Linked DNA regions of Mus musculus: region 1 is linked to region 2. A link is a loop called in an ENCODE intact Hi-C map of the cell type or tissue named here. Cell type or tissue: heart. All regions are shown on one strand.

Evidence for each region. A loop is a pair of places that touch in the nucleus more often than their neighbours do. Peaks named below come from ENCODE experiments on the same cell type or tissue, not always from the same donor. Only the 100,000 strongest peaks of a DNase experiment are listed, where the experiment ranks them.
Region 1: it touches region 2 in a loop (2.1-fold over the local background); 2 of 42 quality-filtered maps call a loop at or near these places.

Annotation. Positions count from the first base shown.
Region 1 is chr16:43,167,704-43,170,203 of GRCm38, reverse strand. The region is part of intron 2 of Zbtb20 (zinc finger and BTB domain containing 20); the gene reads right to left. Among named protein-coding and RNA genes, the nearest start is that of Gm25873, 43 kb to the right of the region's middle. In heart, a CTCF peak has its summit at 1,537; no DNase peak of the experiment used is centred here.
Region 2 is chr16:43,592,027-43,594,526 of GRCm38, reverse strand. All of the region lies in intron 9 of Zbtb20 (zinc finger and BTB domain containing 20), which reads right to left. Among named protein-coding and RNA genes, the nearest start is that of Mir568, 47 kb to the left of the region's middle. In heart, a CTCF peak has its summit at 1,505; a DNase peak (open chromatin) is centred at 2,236; H3K27ac peaks cover 283 bases.

The DNA.
Region 1 (2,500 bases), 420 kb after region 2:
ATGGGATACATTTTGCCAAAATGCCAATTCTTGTACAGTAATTTTAAAGCACAAATACACAAAGAGAATGGTTATTTCCTAAAACTAAAGTAAAATAAGTATGCTAAACAGTTTGGTTATTTTCAAGAAATCAGATCATATACCTAAAAGTCTTTTTAAAAGAGTTATTGATCTGATTTCTGTTGGATAATTCCAAGAATACCTTGTTTTCTTCCCAAATTAGATAAGAACATTCAACACAGACACTGAATTTAATGAATGCCAACAGCTTTCCCCATTACTTTTAAAATTTGATTATATAATACTTCTGTGAACACTAACAGATAAAACTATCAGAACACATGAATCAGAAGCAGAGTCTCACAGGAACAGTTTCTAGTAATTCTAGAATATTAATCTGACTGAAGGGTCAGTCACAAGTAAACAGTGTGGCACAGTGTTTCTAGAATAAAGAGATCTCATTACATAACCATGGATTTATCTCCTGTCTGGAAGCAACCCAGAAAGTAACTTATTCCCTTATACAAGAGTGGAGACAGAGTAAGAGAGGGACTAGTAAGACACACACTTTCACTCTAAGCATGAAGAATTGTCCAAAATCAGTGAGAATGAGCGTATGTGATCACATTACAGCCTCTTTAATAATGGGGCTATTGTAGCATATGGACACTAAAATGAGCACAAGGAGTCTCTGTTGTGCCCAATACTGCCATTATCCACTTGAACCATCTTGCCAAGTTGCTTAACATTTAGGTACACCAGGGCTTTGCTTCTGTTTGTCTGAAGTGGAAAGATCTAGATCTCTAAGTTCCCTTCCAACGGTGGCACTTTATGTCAACTTGTTTATAAATTCAAGTAATAATTAACCTTGTATCAATTGTTATATAACAGTTACTAATCTAAGTGAATGACATATTCACAGCTCAAACTAACACAGTTAAGACAGTCTCTTTATATTCATCTTTCTAAAATACAAGAGTACATATATAATTATATTTACTCATTCTTTACATTTTAGAAGTATTTATTTTTCAATGCTCATCAATTATTTATAAAATTCAATTTAATCATTAAATAAATGTATATGGTATACTCTGGTCAAATCTAGAGTTTTGTTATCTACTCCTCACATGGTCGTCATCCCCCCAAATCACCTTAATAACCTTGGCCATATTCCTCATATTGGAAATACAAAAATGCTCCTGGCTGTATTATAGCAGATCTCAGAGTACAAATGATTTACAGACTTCTATTGCTTATGTTCCCTTAACTAGTTCTGAAAACCATTTTAACAGACAATAAAGTTAGTTGGCCATTGACTGGTCTTTTATGAGTGAAAACAAAGCCATGAGAACGATGGACCCCAGGTCCTAGCCCTTTCACTCGGAGACACTTTCCAAGCTTGCCGCCTTCGCTGGGATCTGCTGATCACTAAGGCCAGACAGTAGGAAGCCAGGGTGCACACACTGGAAAATTAAAGGTCATTAGAAAGGGATGGTGAAGGTCAAGAGGAAGTCCCTAGGCCTATCACAAAAGTCTCACTAGAGGGTGCTCTTGGGCTTTTATGAGTTCTCCAGTCTTCAAAAATAAAATCAAGTATTGCTTGGAGAACATAGTCTGCTTCAGCATAAATTGGACTCCATTATGGAATCCAGATCTTCTACTTCAATACAGATATAAAGATGTAAAAAAAACCCAAACCTTTCACTTGTAGTCATCTTGTTCTATGGGTTGTATACATAAGATTTCAGAAGATCTTTGGGGTCTCCAGGTCGACATTCCAGTAACACTGAACATATACTCAAAATCCCTTTTTACTTTCTTTTTCTTTTTTTTCATTTACTTATTTATTCATTTTACATACCGATGACATTTTTAACAGCTGTTTTTTTTAAAAATGATATTAGTAGTCTGTGTGTGCGGATGCTGTGTCCAACACCAACAAAAAAAGGTGGCTGGAGAGACAGCTGTGGGTGCTGGGAACCAAACCCTTATATTTTTGGTTGTGAGCCTAGCCTTTAAAGGCTGAGCCATCTCTCCAGCCCATCAATATTTCTTGACTCTTCTTTACATATAAAATAATTTTATGGTTTTTATATATCACAATAAATTTTAAAATCTACTGCTTGTGCTAGAATTTGTCTATAGATATGGTCTTGCATTTTTGAATTTTAATATTTATATTATCATTCTAATGATTCCTTCTTTCAATAGAGCATATAATTTCCCAACCTGTATTGAGAAAATAGAAATGGTTTATTACTATGTTGCATATTTTTAACATTTATTATATTTATTATATTAGGAAGGACAAAATGGTTTTATCTTTACACATTAAAAAGTAGAAATGGCATGTACAAGATCATGATTTCTCTAAAGACCTAAACTGACTAGATGAGTACTTTATCATTGTGAAATAAGGATTCTCTGCTCTGCTTCCAGTCATTCTGGTACCTGCAAAACTTGTCACACACACTGTCAGATATGGTAGCTTTAGCAT
Region 2 (2,500 bases):
GGGCTCCCTCATCCAAAAGAGCTGTGGTTTCAGAGTTTATTAATCCCTACAAGGAAGGGTTTTCATTCTCAATTTGGTCTTCTAAAGGGAACTAATTAGGACTCTTTCTAGGATATGAAGGGGGGAGTCTGATGCTTTGAAGTCAGATTGAGGTAATATTACTGAGAAGAAAAATCATCATCTTCCTTTAAAATATTAAAGGTAAGCAAGCGATGGCTCATTTCTGTGGTCACAGCATCCTGGAGGCTGAGGTGGGAGACTTGTCAGTCCAAGGTATGTGGTAAGACCCTATCTCAGCAAAGGCTCTCACAGACAAAACAAAAGAGAACTGAAACAAGTCAACTTGCACATAAGCCTTTGTGGAAAATGTCTTTGCATATTTTGGGGGGCTAGACATAAAGGGACACTAACTGTTCTGAGAGAAAGAGTGATCCGAGGGACTCAGGCTCCATGTTGAGGGCATCTATAACCACAGAGAGTGGAGTAGTTCCTAGAAGCCAAAAGGATCAGAGAGTCAAGCAATGCCAACTACAAAGCTCACTATGGACCAAGGATGTGACCCCTTCCCTAGATTTCCCATGTCTTGTACAAATCTGGGGAGGGGAAGACAGTCTTGAGACTTCATTAGGTTTCTATATAAACTGGTCACCCAGGAGTCTTAGGTTTAATTTTCTTAAGAAAAACAAGGAAATGGTTCACATATTTGAATGTTTAAGAATATAGCTGTACTTTACACACATACTAGATAGTTTATAATGACAGTAAGTTAATGCCTTCCCCATTTTCCCTTGTGCCTGTCTTACAGCCATAAGACAGCTCTACCTTACCTACTGCAAATACAAGTACAACTCTAACTGTAACTGAAAGAACACAGGTTGCTAACTGGATCCCTGACACTGTCCCACACATTCCCCCAAAGGGGTAGGTGTTCTCTTTGGTTACTTCTCCATAACAGACACTGTACAGACACTGCTGAGAATAAGTGGAGCTCAGGGCTCATTTGCTCTGAGGTGAGCCTACCCGTTGTTCCAGGAGGTCCTTCTAGTCCCTGGTGGCCCACATCTGTTCTTCCTCTTGGGTTTTGTTTTTAATTTCCTTACTCTCTCATTAGTTAATAACCATGGCTCTGTCTTCACCATGAACTTATGGTTTATGAACTTACCTCACTTCTTTTAAACCACACTCATCTGTTTATTATTTCTGATCTCTGTTAAGTTATTCTCAACTTCCTGACTTCATCTGTCCTAAGAAATATTCTACTAGGCCCTTCTGCCACTGACGATTCAGTGGATGCCAAAGATGGCGAGCCACGTTTATATGAAAGGGAAAGAGACACCTAGTCTGGAAAGTGAGGTAGAAAATTATCAGGCTCCACTCTTGCCTGACCCAGGGAAACCAGTGCTTGGTAGTAGATGCTAGAAGCTATCTATCAATGGGTGCTGACAACAGCTCTTTATATTTATGTTAACAGTGTCGGGGATTGTTTAGAATATTTTCACTTGCTGGCCACTGGGTGTCCTCATTTACAAAGTAAATATGCAACATTTAGTGCAGGTCACCAGGGAGAATAAAAGCCACTAGTCTTCTCTTTGGCTTTTCACATACTGGGTCTAAATTTATTGCTAAACTCACAACCAGGTTGTATATTAGTAATGTTTAAAAGTTTTCAGGTCAAACTGTTAAAAGTTTTTAAACCAAAAACAAGTTATTCAGTGTCCAGACAGGAATTTAAAAGGCTGTTTCTTCACAGAAGGGACTGTGATGCAGCCATTAGAATGAGCCCTTATTCCTCTGAAAACTGGCATGAGACTGTGACTATCTGCAGAGATCCAGCATAGAGAAGCAGAGAAGATCTTAATTTATTCTCAAAAAGAGAGAGAGAAAATACCAAATATCTCTATGGGATATTTGTTAGATTCTTCTTCTTTTTTTTATCTTGACTTTTCTGAAAAGTAATTAAAAATAATAATGAGAAAGATAAAATATGTCCTTTGTCTGAGAAGCCCAAAATAATGTAAAAAATAGCACAACGTGCTGGGTCAGCATCATGACTATTAATCATTTCACATTTGAAGCCAGAGAACAGAGTCGGGCCTTTGTGGACCAGTTATTTCATCTATAAATGAAGATGTTTATGCTCCATGGGGTTGTCTTGGGAGAAGCCAAGCAGAGTCCTAAGGCACACTGGGCTCCTGGGATGAGAGACTGCATATGAGAGGGGCTGAGGACATTAATAACATTCTGTGGTTGCATCACAGCTGTGGATGACTTCGCTCTGATGGCAGATACGAATCAAGGCCAAAGCTTGTACAGCCAACAAATATTTCCTGGCTTGGTCATTCTAGGGCTCTGAGGTCGACATGCTCTTGCAACCACTTTCTATGCGTGCTGATCTGATTTTCTGCTTTTCCACAACTCTCCCTGTCTCCTCACTTTGCTTATAGTAATGAAGGAATTCTTTCCTTTTCACGCCAGAAAATATTTCTGCCCTACAATCCTG